Linked DNA regions of Homo sapiens: region 2 is linked to region 1. Evidence: chromatin contacts called from ENCODE Hi-C or POLR2A ChIA-PET data. All regions are on one chromosome and are shown on one strand. Each heading gives the region's core, a stretch centred on a gene start or an enhancer-like site at or near the end of the contact. The rest is flanking DNA. Distances are from core to core; before and after follow the strand shown.

Evidence for each region. Hi-C counts contacts between places; a loop is a spot of excess contacts on that map. ChIA-PET counts read pairs that join two places held with the same protein, here RNA polymerase II (POLR2A). Pooled maps may share reads with other maps.
Region 2: a loop to region 1 is called in a map of Caco-2, with 6 times the contacts of the local background. The contact joins the promoter of LINC01357 here to the enhancer-like site in region 1. A Hi-C loop is called at or near these places in 3 of 168 maps with a recorded cell type or tissue (Caco-2, endothelial cell of hepatic sinusoid and endothelial cell of umbilical vein), 1 of 37 single-sample maps with no recorded cell type and 3 of 50 pooled maps. POLR2A ChIA-PET finds 5 or more read pairs at or near these places in 10 of 52 experiments (Caco-2, GM12878, H1 and 4 more).

Annotation. Positions count from the first base shown.
Region 1 is chr1:112,806,296-112,810,102 of GRCh38, reverse strand. No RefSeq gene overlaps it. Among named protein-coding and RNA genes, the nearest start is that of LINC01357, 42 kb to the left of the region's middle. RefSeq lists enhancers at 434-713, 429-950. Within about 2 kb of position 1,847, at least 3 of the 41 ENCODE cell types and tissues checked have a DNase peak (open chromatin) inside an H3K27ac peak, as active enhancers do.
Region 2 is chr1:112,847,970-112,851,776 of GRCh38, reverse strand. LINC01357 (long intergenic non-protein coding RNA 1357) reads right to left here and starts at 1,920. Exons shown (of 2, transcript NR_189282.1): 1 at 1,350-1,920. It overlaps LINC01356 (long intergenic non-protein coding RNA 1356), which reads left to right and starts at 1,134. Exons shown (of 7, transcript NR_103746.1): 1 at 1,134-2,097; 2 at 2,727-2,823.

The DNA.
Region 1 (3,807 bases), core at 598-3,097:
ATCCGAGTCACGGCACCAAAATTTCACTCACGTCCGTGTGAAGAGACCACCAAACAGGATTTGTGTGAGCAACAAGGCTGTTTATTTCACCTGGGTGCAGGTGGGCTGAGTCCGAAAGGAGAGTCAGCGAAGGGAGATAGGGGTGGGGCTGTTTTATAGGATTTGGGTAGGTAAAGGAAAATTACAGTCAAAGGGGGTTGTTCTCTGGTGGGCAGGGGCGGGGGGGTCACAAGGTGCTCAGCAGGGGAGCTTTTGAGCCAGGATGAGCCAGGAGAAGGAATTTCACAAGGTAATGTCATCAGCAAAGGCAGGAACAGGCCATTTTCACTTCTTTTGTGGTGGAATGTGATCAGTTAAGGCAGGAACTGGCCATCTGGAAGTGTAAGTGCAGGTCACAGGGGATATGATGGCTTAGCTTGGGCTCAGAGGCCTGACAGTTACCCACTCACACCCTCACTGCCACCACTCACAATCAACCATAACACATGCTACCCTGCAGAGGAGACAGCCTTGACTTGCAGAGGCATGCATTCTCAGGGCTTGAAAACCGGCTCTGTCTCCAGTTGCCAGAGGGACCTCACGCTGACCTTCAAGAAACCTGGAGAGAGGGGCCAGTGTGTGGGCACACAGGACATTCCCTCCCCAGAAGGCCTTTTCTTGGTCTTCATTTCCCATCCCCTAGCCCAGATACGGCAATGTGGGGCGCCCTCGTGTGGGCAGAGAGGCCCTGCAGTCTCTTGGCAGGATCCCGGCTCCCTTTGGGCACCCACTCATCCCTCCTCCAGGCTGCCCACTCCCTGCATGTCAGGGCACCACTCATATTACTTCCAGCTGGCCTCCCTCAAACCTAGATTCTCTTTTTTCTTTTACCTCTCACTGTTTTCATTATTGATTGATTGATTGAGACATAGTCTCTCTGTGACCCAGGCTGGAATACAGTGGTACAATCATAGCTCTCTGTAGCCTGGAACTCCTGGGCTCAAGCAATCCTCCACTTCAGTCTCCTGAGTAGCTGGGACTACAGGTGTGCACCAGCATGCCAGGCTAATATCTTAAAATTTTTAAATTTTTTTTGTAGAGTTAGAGTCTCGCTATGTTGCCCAGGCTGGTCTCAAGTTCCTAGCCTCAAGCAATCTTCTCACCTCGGCCTCCCAAAGTGCTGGGATTACAGGTGTTAAGCCACCACACCCTAGACCCCCACTCATATTTTAAAGTTCAATATTCTATGCATATCAAATAATTATGTATTAATTATTTAATCTTATGTATCAAATTATCCCCAAAATGTCTTGACTTAAAATAGCAAACATCTATTACCTCACACAGTTTCCTAGGGTCAGAAATCCAGGAACAGCTTAGTTGGAAGGTTGTGGCTCAGTGTCTCGTGAGTTTCAGTCAAGATGTTGGTCAGGGCCGGGCGTGGTGGCTCACACCTGTAATCCCAGCACTTTGGAGTCTGAGGCGGGCGGATCACCTGAGGTTGGGAGTTCAAGACCAGCCTGACCAACATGGAGAAACCCCGTCTCTACTAAAAATACAAAATTAGTCAGGCGTGGTGGTGCATGCCTGTAATCCCAGCTACTCGGGAGGCTGAGGCAGGAGAATCACTTGAACCCAGGAGGCAGAGTTTGCAGTGAGCCGAGATCACGCCATTGCACTCCAGCCTGGGCAACAACAGCGAAACTCCATCTCAAAACAAACAAACAAACAAACAAACAAACAAACAAACAAACAAAAAGATGTTGGTCAGGACTGCAGTCATCTGAAGGCTGGGAAGGATTCACTTCCAAGATCACTCACACAGCTGTCCTTGGCAGACTTAATTTCTTGCCACTGGGCCCTCCCGGTAGGCTGCTAGGAACATAGCAGCTGGCTTGCCCCAGAGCGAATATGCCAAGAGACAGCAGGCAAGAGAAACCAAAATAGAAGCCATGGTGTCTTTTAGAACCTAATTTTGGAAGTGACATACTATCACCTCTGCCATATTCTATTGCTGACACAGGCCAACCCTGGTACGATGTGAGAGGGAATATGAATTCTAGGAGGGAGGAAACATTGGGGTCCTTTTCAGAAAGGAGATACCACAAAACATATTTTTAAATGTTACTTATAAAACAAAATACGATCAACACCCATGAGCCCATCACTCACGAGAACTAGAAATCATATAACTTGCATCGTCCTATATGTGCCTTTTCCTCCACCCCTCTGCCTCCCTGTGGAAGAGGTAATTGCCATTTAAATTTGTGTTTATCGTTCCCTTGCTTTTTAAAAATTTTGCCACATCGGTACATATGTCGAAACAACATTTGTTGTTAGTTTTGCATTTGGATCTTTATAGAATTGATTGGCTCCATGAGTCAGGGGTCTGAGCCCCACTTGCTCAGGGCACCCTCATTCACTCTCCAAGCTTCTATAAAATGCTTCCCTCTTATTCCCCAACTCTGGTAGCTGCTTCTTGCCTTTCTTCTTTCTGGGTGACCTCAGCATTCTTTATTTATCCATTCTCTTGTCTCTCAATCCTTTTCTCCCCAAGGCTAGCCATAGAATCCCTCTTCCCCACCAAGTCATTGAAACCAGCACCTTTTCCCCAAAGCCAGCCATAAAACCAAAAATCATTAATCTAACTTTGCCTCTGCCTTTCTGTGTAAAAACTGGTCATAAAGAAATTACCTGACCTGCCTTGTTTGACTATGGGTTATAAGACCCCCATTCCAGAGAGGGTCCTGCCCCACATTCAGAAGGAAGGAATGCAGGAATGCGTGCTCTGAGAGGCCAAGAAGAATCTAGACAGACCGGCCCTGCTGGGATTCCCCACTCAGTCTGTTAGCGTTAGATCGTACTCTTTTTGTCCAATCATACTTTTTTTTTTTTTTTTTCCTGAGACAGAGTTTCACTCATTGCCCAGGCTGGAGTGCAATAGTGCAGTCTCGGCTCACTGCAACCTCCGCCTCCTGGGTTCAAGCAAGTCTCCTGTCTCAGCCTCCTGAGTAGCTGGGATTACAGGCATGTACCACCACACCCGGCTAATGTTGTATTTTCAGTAGAGATGGGGTTTCTCCATGTTGGTCAGGCTGGTCTCGAACTCCTGACCTCAGGTGATCCGCCTGCCTTGGCCTCCCAAAGTGCTGGGCTTACAGGAATGAGCTACCATGCCTGGCTTTTTTTTTTTTTTTTTTTTTTTTGAGATGGAGTTTAGCTCTTGTTTCCCAGGCTGGAGTGCAATGGCGCAATCTCGGCTCACTGCCACCTCCGCCTCCCGGGTTCAAGGGATTCTCCTGCCTCAGCCTCTGGAGTAGCTGGGATTGCAGGCATGTGCCACCATGCCCAGCTAATTTTGTATTTTTAGTAGAGACGGGGTTTCTCCATGTTGGTCAGGCCCAGTCTTGAACTCCCGACCTCAGGTGATCCACCAACCTGGCCTCCCAAAGTGCTGGGATTACAGGTGTGAGCCACCGTGCCCAGCCTGTCCAGTCACATTTCTACATAGCTGTCCATACTTTGTTGAACCTCAGCATAAAAATGGACAATTTCCTCTGTATCTTTTGGGTCTTTATTCTGAAGTCTGCCATGTACACATTAAATCTGTTTGTCTACTTTTTCTCTCACTAATCTGCCTCTTGTCAGTGATTTTCAGCAAAACTTCAAAGGACGAAGGGGAAATGTTCCCTTGTCCCTGCAATTTGTACAAACACTGTTAATCCGTATCCTCTCCCTGAGGCTTGTGTGGCCAGGAGGTGAACCCAGGGGCCTGGGAGAGGAAGGCACAGAGGCTGGCAGTGGGAGGGCCCTCACACCCATGATGCC
Region 2 (3,807 bases), core at 671-3,170, 42 kb before region 1:
ATCTGTATATTCTCTTCTAAGAGTTTTACAGTTTAGCTCTTTGTTATTGATGAATTTTAAGTCAATTTCATGCAAATTCATTCTTCTGCATATGGATACCCAATTGTCCCACCACCATTTTTTATTTTTATCTGTTTAATTATTTTATTTATTTTGAGATAGAGTCGCCCAGGCTGGAGAGCAATGGCATGATCTTGGCTCACTGCAACGTCTGCCTCCCAAGTTCAAGCAATTCTTCCTGCCTCAGTCTCCTGAGTAGCTGAGATTACAGGTGTCTACCACCACGCCAGGCTAATTTTTGTATTTTTAGTAGAGACGGGATTTCACCATGTTGGCCAGGCTGGTCTCGAACTCCTGACCTCATGATCCGCCCACCTCGGACTCCTAAAGTACTGGGATTACAGGCGTGAGCCACTGCGCTCGGCCTATTTTTTTATTTTTTGAGACAGAGTCTCGCTCTGTCACCCAGGCTGGAGTGCAGTGGCATGATCTCAGCTCCCTGCAACCTCTGCCTCCCAGGTTCAAGTGATTCTCCCTCCTCAGGCTCTTGAGTAGCTGGTACCATAGGCGAGTGCCACCACACCCTTCTAATTTTTGTATTTTTAGTAGAGGGGGGTTTCGCTATGTTGGCCAGGCTGGTCTTGAATTCCTGACCTCAGGTGATCCACCTGCCTCGGCCTCCCAAAGTGCTGGGATTACAGACATGGGACACCGCGCCCAGCCTCATCCTCCAGTCTCTACCCTTCTTCAATCTCTTGTGAGAATTGAGGGGAAGGGTAAGTGAGGGGGTGAGTCCTGGAAGGGAGGAAGACAGTGAGAGAAGGGCAGGGTCCTGGCAAGCAGTAAGTGCTCAACAGATGTTGGTTAATTTGCGCCTGACTCAGTCTCTCCCATAAACTTGAAAGCTCTTTGAAGGCAGGGGCCTTGCCTCATACTTTTTCAGTATTTCTCAAAAGTCCTGGACATCAGAGACCACCCCATGGTTATTTGATCACTTCAACACACACGTTGGTTATGCGGTCACAGCGGCTATTATGATAAAAACAGGCTCTGGAGTGTGACTTCAAATGCTGGCCGCTGACGAGCTGGGCTGTCTGGAAAATTACTTCACCTCTCTGAGCCTCGGGTGCCTTATTTACAAAATGTTCATGGCAGGGCCCACTTCACAGGGCTGTGAGGATTACAGAGGATAATCTGGGTGAGGCGCATCAGCCCCAGCGCCGCCTGCCACAATTCTATCCGGCCCCACATATGCATCGTCCATAAGCGTCCGGCCCCTGCATTCTCGCTTTTCCACGTGGCCGAGGTGCACACCCCAACCCACTGGGCCAGTCTCCCCGCCCTCTTACCTGCTCTTCTTTCCCGACTCGTCTTTAATACCCACCAGGAGCCAGTCGCCGCGGGCCTGGCTCTGTGGTGGCAAGTTGCATGGGTTCTCCCATCAGGACCTCCCGATGAGCCTACGAGGTCGGTTCTATTACTGTCGCCACTTCAGAGGGAGGAAACAGGCCCGCAGGGTTGGGGAACTTCCCGAGGTCACTGAACTGGTGTCAGGCCCAGATTGGAATCCAAACACATCCCAGCCCATGCCCGGCTCCCCAGCGCCGGCTCCCAGGCGTCTTCCCGGGTGCCAGCGGCACCCGCATCCATTCAAATGCTGCCCAGTCCCCGCTCCTCAGTCGCTTCCCTCTACTACGCGCCCGCATCTCCCCCCGACCCCTCAGGGTCAGGCCTCTCGGTGGCTTTTCCTTTTTCTCTTCCAGAAACTAAGGGGTGAGACCGACGTTTGTGTGCCGGACGCGTGCAGGTGGCGGCGACGCTCCCGGGAGACGCGGGGGGAGAACCAGTCTGTGCGCGCGGCTGTGAGAAGCCCCGACCAAGCTTTCCACGCGCTTGTTTCGGGCAGCAGAGGACGCGAGGGCCGACTGCGTCCCCAGTGCGCAGGCTCGGCCGGGGGCGCGTAATCAGGCAGCCCAGCGGTCCCTTCAAACCGAGGCAGGGAAGCTCTACGTCTTGGGGGCCGCATGGTGCCGAGAGCGCAGACCAGACCCGCCCCGCCTCTCCGTGCCACGCACGCGCTCGGCTCCGCGCTTAATGGTTAGTTGGGTAACAGCCCGCGGTGCCCTAGTTGCCCGGGTGGGGTCGGAGGGACCCTCGCGGGAGGGGAGACCACGTCTCCAGGGGGTGGGAGGCGGCCTCACTGAGGGCTTCGCAGGCAGCTGCGTGACCTCGGAGCGCGGCGCTAGTGGAGGGGCGGCCAGGTGGTGTGGCCACCAGCTCCCGGAGAGGAATGTGGCCAGGTGACCTGGGGTAATCACTTCATCCTCACAGGAAATGCTTTTTTTGTCTGGAAGAATAGTGACTGGGCTGTAAAAACAAATGCCCCTGCCTTCAGGCTCTCTGGGCAAGATATACCCCCTTGGGAGGTGACTGGGGCTGAGCCGAGGTGGGGTTTGTTTTGGGGATTGTGGGGTGCCACCTGTAACCTTCTAATCTTTAAACTCTATTTGTTCCTCTTCCTTTAATTAAACCTGACAAATAATTTTCCCCAGTTCGTGATTCCCGTGACCCATGACTTTGCTCTGCCCATAGAAATTCTCTTCTAATTCCTTCCCCTCCCTGTTCTCTGCTTTGTAGTACGTGAACCTTATTATTATTATTATTATTATTATTATTATTATTATTATTATTATTATTATTGAGACGAGTCTCGCTCTGTCGCCCAGGCTGGAGTGCAGTGGCGCGATCTCGGCTCATCGCAACCTCCATCTCCCGGGTTCAAGCAATTCTCTGCCTCAGCCTCCCGAGTGGCTGGGATTACAGGTGACCACCACCATGCCCGGCTAATTTTTTTGTATTTTTAGTAGAGACGGGGTTTCACCATCTTGGCCAGGCTGGTCTTGAACTCCTGACCTCAGATCCACCCGCCTCGGCCTCCCAAAGTGCTGGGATTACAGGCGTGAGCCACCGCGCCCAGCCGAACCTTGTATTATTTTTGTTTGCTGTCTCCTGTAACAGATTGTAAGTTTCTGTTTTTCTTTCTTTTTTTTTTTTTTTAGACAGAGTTTCGCTCTTATTGCCCAGGCTGCAGTGCAGTGGCGCGATCTTGGCTCACCTCAACCTCCGCCTCCCGGGTTCAAGTGATTCTCCTGCCTCAGGCTCCCGAGTAGCTGGGATTACAAGTGCCTGCCACCACACGCAGCTAATTTTTTGTAGTTTTAGTAGAGATGGGGTTTCACCATGTTAGCCAGGCTGGTCTCGAGCTCCTGACCTCAGGTGATTCAGCCTCCTCGGCCTCCCAAAGTGCTAGGATTATAGTTGTGAAGTGCGGCACCTGGCCCAAGATTGTAAGTTTCTCTAAGGTAGTGAACGTCATTGTAGTTCCCATAACTACATGGTTAACACATGGTTAAACAGAAGTAACAGTGGGCATCTTCAGTTAATTTTGGGATAATTATTGTGACCTGTGGGGTACCCTTCCGTTGTGGTCGCAATCAGTCGCATCAGTCACATTATTTAAATTAGCGCCAAACTTTGTCTTCAGTAACTCACTTCAAGATGCAGGCCTGGCTGGGTGCGGTAGCTCACGTCTGTAATCCCAGCACTTTCGGAGGCTGAGGCGGGCGGATCACGAGGTCAGGAGATCGAGACCATCCTGGCTAACATGGTGAAATCCCGTCTCCACTAAAAATACAAAACATTAGCTGGGTGCGGTGGTGGGCGCCTGTAGTCCCAGCTACTCAGGAGGCTGAGGCAGGAGAATGGCGTGAACCCGGGAGGCAGAGCTTGCAGTGAGCCGAGATCATG